2 separate regions of the Homo sapiens genome follow, and region 1 is linked to region 2. A link is a loop called in an ENCODE intact Hi-C map of the cell type or tissue named here. Cell type or tissue: PC-3. All regions are shown on one strand. Each heading gives the region's core, and the rest is flanking DNA. Links, peaks and the distances in the headings are about the cores only. Region 1 has its middle 59 kb from the start of CD83. Region 2 has its middle 76 kb from the start of RNF182.

Region 1 (4,395 bases), core at 79-4,078, 58 kb after region 2:
AGAAGAAACCGAGTGGCCACCGCAAGCCCTTCTGCATAGAATAAGCTGTTCATGGAATGAGGCAGTTGGAGGCCTTGGAATCTTGTCGTTATTTTCTTGTGGTGTCAATTGGATTAGAATCTGTAATTTTGGAAATTAGATTGTTGTTAATTAATGCATATTTCTGTAGTTGCTTCCTTTAGCTTAGTGGTAAAAAAAAAAAAAAAAAAAGAAAAAGAAAAAGAAAAATTGGCCAGGCACAGTGGCTCACGCCTGTAATCCCAGCACTTTGGGAGGCTGAGGCGGGTGGATCACGAGGTCAGGAGTTCGAGAACAGCCTGGACAATATGGTGTAACCCCATCTCTACTAAAAATACAAAAATTAGCCAGGCATGGTGGTGTGCACCTTTAATCCCAGCTACTCGGGAGGCTGAGGCAGAAGAATCGCTTGAACCCGGGAGGCAGAGGTTGCAGTGAGCTGAGATTGCACCATTGCACTCCAGCCTGGGCGACCGAGTGAGACTCCGTCTCAAAACAAACAGACAAAAACAACAACAACAACAACAACAAAACAAACAAACAAAAAATGCATGGTTGTGGTATTACCCTGTGCTAAGAAGAAACAGAAAAGAGCTTTGGCGGCATCTTTGCCTTTAAAATAGAGGGAGCAATGATCTCCTGGGACCCAGCCAGGGGAAGAGGTGGCCAAGGTCAGAATTCTCCTCTGAAAAACTCTGCATCTAATGTTGGAGACCTGTAGGCATCGCTGCCTCCTTTTGTCTCAGAGCAAATTGTGGAGATGCTAAGATTAGGCTCTGAGCTCAACTGTTGATAAAAAATAAATAGAGGCAGGCAGGCAGCCTGGGGTGGGGTGGGGTGGGGTGGGCTCCTTCACGGAAGCTGGAGAGCAGCAGGGAGGAGGCACGCTCTCCCCCGCTCTGTCCTTCCCTCCACTGCCTTTCCCCCAGGGGTCATAGCCCACACCCACTATCACCTGTAGCTTAGGCCTCTCTCTCCTCTGAGCCGCTGACACTTGTGGCCAGCTTGTTACCCAGCAGTTCTACCTGATGTCCCGCCACCCTCTTCACACTGAACGACGGAAAGGGAGCCCATTGCTACCCCGCATCATCAACTCCCGTCCTGCTGTGGGTCCCCCTTTCTTTCTTTTTAACTGTCTCTACCGTCTGTCTCCACTGTCTGTCCCACTGCCACCAGCTTGGCTCAGGCCCTCATGATTTGTCACCTGTATTAGCACAATCCCCTCCTTTGAAGACACAGTCCCTGCCTGCAGCCCAGCCCCTCACAATGATCCATGTTCTGGTGAGCTGCCTACAGCCTTGCTACTGCACGTGGGGTGCCCAGACCGGCTGCTTCAGCATCGCCTGGAAATGTGTCAGAAATGAAGAATCACCGCCCCCGTGTTCTCGATCAGTGAGGGTCCTGTCTGAAGATGGAAAGCTCCATTAATGTGAATAAGGAAAATTTGATATAACAAATGGGCAAATGGATAAATAAATTGTATCCATTCATGCAAAGGAAACTTATTCGGGAAACAATATGAATGACTCCCAAGGGCATTATGCCAAATGAAACGCTCAAGTCTCAAAAGGTTGTAGGCAGCATGATTCTATTTATAGGACATTCTAGAAAAGGCAAAACTTTAGGACCAAGTTCAGTGATTTCCAGTGGCTAGGAGGAGGGGGAGGATTTTATTACAAAGGGACAACATGAAGGAATTTTGGGGGGTGTGGAAGTGCTGTGTACCTTCATTTTTAGGTTGGGTACACTTGTCTACACTTATATTAAAACTCATGGAACTGTACACCAAAGAAAGCCAAGTGGACTGCAGGAAGATTAAGAATAAATAAATAAAGTAATGCATTATAAACCATTGACTTAAATCAGAAACCATAAGTTCATATTGATAGAACTAAGTAAATATAAAATATCTTCCCCCAAACACTACAAAGCGGGGAAATATTAACTTTATAGTGGAGAAGCCTGGTCAACCCACTTTAATAGAGTGACTAAAGGTAACATCATCAGTAATGTACTAAGGAGAATCATTTGCCATCTGGTGAGATGCAACGTGAAGATCACAGTCAGGGCCAGCTTCATGGACTTCTGCAATAGCACAGGGCTCAGTGCTCAGAAGGGGCATACGTTTGGTTTAATGCTCTGTTGTCAGTTTGAAAGTCTTAGTAATTGTTTAATGAGGGGTCCATCTACATTTTCATTTTGCAGTCATCCCTGCGTGTAATGTAGCTGGTTCTGAACACAGTATCCTTTCTGTGATTTTCCTGCCACAGATGTATAACCTGAATTTGATCATGGTGAAACATCAGACAAAGCCAAATGAATGGACATTTTACAAAACCAGTTGCTTGGTCCCTTCCCAAGTGTCAAAGTCACAAAAGTCAATGCAAGATGGAGGAGCTGTTTCATGTTGGAGAATGCTAAGGTAACATGACAAGTAATTGCAATGCAGGTTTCTGTATTGGGTCCTTTGGCAACAAAAAGTGTTGTTGGGACAACTCATGAAACTTGACTGAGGTCTGAAGATGAGATAGCAGGAATGTACCAGAGTCAGCTTTCCTATTCTGATGGTTGAATTGTGATTGTACAGGAGAATGTCTTTGTTTGTAGAACTTCCAAACTTAAATATTTAAGGGTGATGGGGCATCATGTGGATGTCTAACACTGAAATAGTTCAGGGCAGAAATTCTTTGTGTTCTCTTTGTAAGTTCTCATGAAGTTTGAGGTTGTTTCAAACAAGAAAGAGTGATAGGGAGGAGACAGAGTGATGAAGGAGAGGGAACACTTCTCTAATGAGGTGACATTTGACCAAGACCTGAATGAAGTGAAAGAGCAAGTCACTGAGTATATGGAGGAAGAACATTCCAGGCAGAGGGAACAGAATGCACAAGGGGTGTGAGGAGGGCACACGCCTGAAATGTTCTGAGAAATAGCCAGGAGGCTCATGCAGAGACAGAGAATGAGAAAGTGGTAGGAGGTGAGGTCAGGGAGGTAATGGGGACCGAATCAAGTCCCAGCAAGGATGTTTGGTTTTGTTCTCTGTGCTGGGAGACATTGGAGGGTTAGCCAGAGGAGCGACATGACACGACTTGCGTCTTACAAGGATGTCTGTGGCTGCTGTGTGGAAAATAGATGACAGAGAGGCAGGGGTGGAAGCAAGGACACCAGTTGGGAGACTGTGGGAACAATTCACTCTCTGGTGGATAACAGGGCTGCAGGAACCTCCAGGAAGATTGCGAAGAGCCACTGCCGGCCCACAGCACAGAGCACTGGGCTGGCTCTGCCCCAGCAGCAGTGATGCCATCTGACCGCTCCTGCATCTCATGCCCATCCTCCCTTGGAGGCCTGCCAAGAGGTGTCTGGCACAGAAGCTGCTCGTCAAAGGGCAGTTCTGATCATGACTCATTAGAAAGGTTGAAAAGCCAGCTGGTTGCATTTTTAATCGAATATTTCATTATTTGGCACAATTGCTAAAGTGTCTTTTTAAATTAATTATTATAGAACCAAAGACAAGCTCAGGGAGAAATATTGTAATGGTCAGATTTTGTCTTACTGCCTGGAGCTGCCTGACGACTCCAAGCACTAGAGTTTGCATCCTCAATGCCCTTGAATGAAAGGGTCTTGAGGTTTTATCTAGTCCTACCCAACAACAACAAAAAAATTTGAGCATTGACCTCTGATTTTTGGACCCAAAGGGACCTTGGTGGAAAATGATTCCAGTCCCCTCTTTTTCTGGATCCATCAGATGAGTGATAATTTAGAATTCAGTTGGTTTTGTTTTGCTCCAAACTCATCCTCATAAAGTTCCAATGATGAAAAGATATGGACTTAGGTGCTAGGAGTTGTGTTCAACTTTCTTCTTGGAACACCCAGTAGTCTTGAGGACATATCTAAAAGACAATTTCATGTCTTTTTTTTTGTTTGGGCAAGAACAATGCTTTAATATTATTATATGATTCTTTTCAAACATAAATATACGCTTATGGCATTATGTGTAAAACACACATTTTTAAAATCCAAGAGCAGGCTTACACTTGAAGAGCAACATTTTAAAAATGTTTCTTTCCTACCTTTAATAAGTGCATATCTATTGTAAAGTGCATTTCCAATGTGATCCTAAGCCTCTGAGACAGTTAATCCCCAGTTTACAAAGCAGAGACCCAGCTTGGTTAGAGGATGATTTGCTCTAGGTCGGAGACAAAGCCAGTGACCTTGGCAATGAACAGCTAGTTAGAGTTGAGTGATTTCCAGGTCAGCACAAAAGATGAAGCCCTGCCAAACAGAGCTGTGGTCACTGATTTTGTTGGCTTGATAGTGACTGAACTGGTTTTTATTCATCCCATAGTGCCTGTTCTTATATTCACTGAGAAGGATGGTTTA
Region 2 (4,395 bases), core at 318-4,317:
ACGTATGTATTTACTAAAGTGTAGGTGATTTCTAACTTTGTGTAAATGGTACATATACCACACAACTTTCTGTAACATGATTGTTTTTGTTGTTGTTTCACGTTATGTTTTTGAGATTTATCCATGTTGACACAAGTAGCTGTGTGGTATTCCATTGCATATACCACAAATGTGGTTTTTCCAACCTTTCACTTCCACCAATGTTATCAAAACAGTTTCAGGGCCAGGCGCAGTGGCTCACACCTGTAATCCCAGCACTTTCAGAGGCCAAGATGTGAGGATTGCTTGAGCCCAGGAGTTTGAGACCAGTCTGGGAAACATGCCAAAATTCTGGCTCTACAAAAAATACAAAAATTAGCCTGGTGAGGTGGCTAACACCTGTAGTCCCAGCTACTCAGGGGCCTGAGGCGTGAGGATGGCCTGAGCCTGGGATGTTAAGGCTGCAGTGAGCCGAGATCATCAGCCTTGATGACAGAGCGAGATCCTGTCTCAAACAAACACCCAAAACCAGTTTCTGTTTCTTTATGTTCTTGACAATCCTGGGTATTATCAAATTTTAATTTTTTACCAAACTGATGGGTGTGGAATGGTTTAAATTGCTTTAATTTGCATTTCCCCAATTATTAACTGATTTCAGCAGTTTTTCCATATGTTTCTTGTTTTTTCATGTAATTTGCTCATTTTTCTTTTGGCTTGTTTGTCTTTTCCTCATTGGTCTTCAGGGTATTATTGTGTGAGCTGTTTGCTCATCTTTTGTCAGTTAGACACACTGCAAATATCATTTCCAGCTTGTGGCTTGTCTTTTCAATTTGTAGTGTTTATTGGTGAAATGAAGACTTCAAATTTGATGCAGTCAAATGCATTCATCTTTTCCTTCATGGTTTATAAGTTTAAAAACTTTAAAAGAAATCCTGCTATACTCTGAGGTTATCAAATTTGCCTATATCATTTCCTCAAATTTTACACATTTCTATATGCAGGTCTTTAATCACCTGGAGTTGTTTATTTTGTATTAGGTAGGACAGACTAGGTTATACCAAAGAAACAACCCCAAATCGCAGAGGTTTAACCCCAAGTTGTGTCTCATTTATACAAACTGCATGTCCACTGTGGGTTTGCAGGCGTCTCTGCTCATCAGAGTCCCTGAGGGATGCAGGTTGAAGGATGCTTTTCTAGACAGGGGCATCTGAAATGCCTGCAGCAAGGAGGGGGTGTGGAGAGTCATATACATGGCGCTTTGGTTCTGCTTGAAGGTAACACACATTTCTTCTGATCAGTTTCAGCAGCCAAAGCAAGTCACAGGGACCAGGTCTAGCTTCAGAGGGGACAAAGAGGTACAACCCCATCCTGGGCCCAGAAGGCAGATACAGTTGGTGCATTGGGTGAACAGCCCTAATAATGACTCATAACTTTGAAGTAAGAAATTAATTTTTATGGAAATAATCAATAGCATCAGCTATTTTTGGAATCTCCAGTACTTCTTGGTCTGTAACATCACCTGTCACTTACCAAGTTTTCAGGTTGGTGTGAGTTTTCTGGCTTTCTCTTCTGTGTCATTGTTCTACTCGTTCGGTTCTGTGATGACTCCCCAGTGTTAATCACAGGAGCTTCATGCAGCTATTAATCTGATATCTTGCAGTAAGAGACCCCTAACCTGACTGTCTCCTTTAAAACGATGTTACCTGGGCTTGGTGGCATGCTCCTGTAGTCCCAGCTATTCAGGAGGCTGAGATGGGAGAATCGCTTGAGCCCAGCAGTTCTGAGCAACATCGCAAGACCCTGTCTCAAAAAACAAAACAAAACTACAAAGAGTAAATTTGTTTCTGCTCATCCCAATATTTTGCTTTTGCTATGAATTTCTAAATCAGTTTGTCAAGTTTTATGAAGTCCATCTTAGAAGTTTGTCTCGTGCTCCACAGCAAGCACTTACCAGTGCCAGGATGTGAGCCTAGGATACTGATTCCCATGGGGAAAAGCAGCAGCATTGCCTCTGAGCTGCTGCTAGCAAGCCAGGAGAGCGTAATTGTCTTGTGTTCTCCCCAAGCTCCTTTAGTGCATTGGGTCTTACTTTTGTAACTTCTACAGCATGGGGCTGTCCAGAGGAAACAGCACTTGGTAAACATTTATTGGGTTTAACTAAATGTGAATGTGTGAGACAAGAAGTCTAGATGCACCCAGCAGAGAGGGTCTCAGAATATTAACAGCCCCGGGGGGTGGAAACACAGAATCTGCTTCCTCCAATGAAGTGGCCTGATCTCGTCACTAAATATTGGAAGGAGGCCACGTTACAGAGCAGAGACTGAATTTCTCATCCACATCCGGAGCCAGGCATTCTGGAAATGAGGTCTGTTTGCCACCTCTCCCCAAAGCATTGATCTCTGATCATGAGTCATTAGCCCCCAAGCACCTCCTCCCAGCTGGCTCATAAGAATTAATCAGCTTCATCACTGCAGTCATTCCCCTCGGGGAAAATGGTCAGCGTATACACAACAAATCCTTGTTGAATTGGACTGAAGGGAGTCTAGCTGTTAATCTCTCCTCAAATATGGCTGGTTGGAGAAAAAGGAATGTAACGGAACATATCAAAGGAGATGTCTCTCCTGGCCGCTTGACAACTCTGGTGGGATCTTCCCATGACCAGCGCTGCTGTATGACTCACGGCTCCACTTCTTTCCCTGCCCTTTTGTGGCAGGAAGGGAAGATGCTGTGCTTCTCACTCATGAATTGTGCTTCTTATGACTCAGTCGGCCAGCCTGTTAGCATTGATTTGTTCTTGGTGGACACCGTTGGGCAGAAGGCCCTGCTAACCACAGAAGCGAGGGTGAAGTGTGCGCTCACCACCATCAGCAAGGTCAAAACTCAGAGGCTGTTTATTTCCATCCAAGTGCCTCATACTTTTGCTGCCCCAGGTGAATGATGGTGCCTTGATTATGGGCCAAGAGGCAGATGCATGCATGCTTTTCCACACAGCACCCTTTTATTGAATGCAAAATAGAACTTTAAAGAAAAAAAATGGTGAAGTTTAACGTTAGTCGGTTTTACTAATAACTGTATTACAAAAGCTTGGTACTACATGAAGTGTAATAATTGGAGCTATTCAAGTAACGGAAGGTGTTGCCCCGAGAACAGTGAGGTCCCATCACTGGACGTGTTCCACGGAGACTGCTGAAGGTGAGAGGTGACAGCGGGCTGGCAGCCCTGGCTCGCTCTCGGCGCCTCCTCGCTTTGGTGCCCACTCTGGCCGCGCTTGAGGAGCCCTTCAGCCCACCGCTGCACTGTGGGAGCCCCTTTCCGGGCTAGCCAAGGCCGGAGCCGGCTCCCTCAGCTTGTGGTGAGATGTGGAGGGAGAGGCGCGGGCGGGAACCGGGGCTGCGCGCGGTGCTTGCAGGCCAGCGCAAGTTCTGGATGGGCGTCGGCTTGGCTAGGCCCCGCAGTCGGAGCGGCCGGCCAGCCCCGCTGGCCCCAGGCAGTGAGGAGCTTAGCACCTGGGCCAGCAGTTGCTGTGCTCGATTTCTCGCTGGGCCTTAGCTGCCTCCCCACGGGGCAGAACTCGGGAGCTGCAACCTGCCATGCCTGAGTCTCCCTCCCGCCCGCCCGCGGTGGGCTCCTGCGCGGCCCTAGCCTCTCAGACGTGTGCCGTCCCCGCTCCACGGCTCCCAGTCCCATCGACTGCCCAAGCGGTGAGGAGTGTGGGTGCACGGCCAGGACTGGCAGACAGCTCCACCTGCAGCCCCACTGGGGTAGCAACTGGGTGAAGCCAGCTGGGCTCCTGAGTCTGGTGGGGACTTGGAGAATCTTTATGTCTAGCTAAGGGATTGTAAATACACCAATCAGCACTCTGTATCTAGCTCAAGGTTTGTAAACACACCAATCAGCACTCTGTGTCTAGCTCAGGGTTTGTGAATGCACCAATGGACACTCTGTATCTAGCTAATCCAGTGGGGAGGTGGAGAACTTTTGTGTCTAGCTCAGGGATTGTAAATGCACCAATCAGCACCCTGTCAAAACGGACCAATCAGCTCTCTGTAAAGCAGACCAATTGGTTTTCTGTAAAATGGACCAATCAGCAGGATGTGGGGGGGGGGGGGCCAAATAAAAAAATAAAAGTAGGCTGCCCCATGCCACAGTGGTAACTCTTTTGGGTTCTCTTCTACCGTGTGACAGGTTTGTTTATTAATTGTTTTTGGTAAGTTTTGTTGCTGCTGGTTGTGGGGGGTACGTACTGCTTTTTTTGAGCTGTAGTATTTTTGGGAAAGGTCTTGTAGTTTCACTCTTGAAGTTAGTAAAACCACTGAACCTACTGGGAAGAAGGAACAACTTCAGACTCTTATACTTAAGAGCTGTAACTTTCATCTGGAAGGTCTGTAGCTCTACTCGTGAGCAAGCGGGACCACT

Evidence for each region. Peaks named below come from ENCODE experiments on the same cell type or tissue, not always from the same donor. Only the 100,000 strongest peaks of a DNase experiment are listed, where the experiment ranks them.
Region 1: a loop joins it to region 2, with 5 times the contacts of the local background. A loop is called at or near these places in 1 of 110 quality-filtered maps.

The regions. Positions count from the first base shown.
Region 1 is chr6:14,056,920-14,061,314 of GRCh38, forward strand. No RefSeq gene overlaps it. Among named protein-coding and RNA genes, the nearest start is that of CD83, 59 kb to the right of the region's middle. In PC-3, for the core only: no CTCF peak of the experiment used is centred there; DNase peaks (open chromatin) are centred at 1,592, 2,012 and 3,362; H3K4me3 peaks cover 1,166 bases; H3K27ac peaks cover 2,921 bases.
Region 2 is chr6:13,999,083-14,003,477 of GRCh38, forward strand. No RefSeq gene overlaps it. Among named protein-coding and RNA genes, the nearest start is that of RNF182, 76 kb to the left of the region's middle. RefSeq lists an enhancer at 2,021-3,220. In PC-3, for the core only: no CTCF peak of the experiment used is centred there; a DNase peak (open chromatin) is centred at 2,599; H3K4me3 peaks cover 1,079 bases; H3K27ac peaks cover 2,539 bases.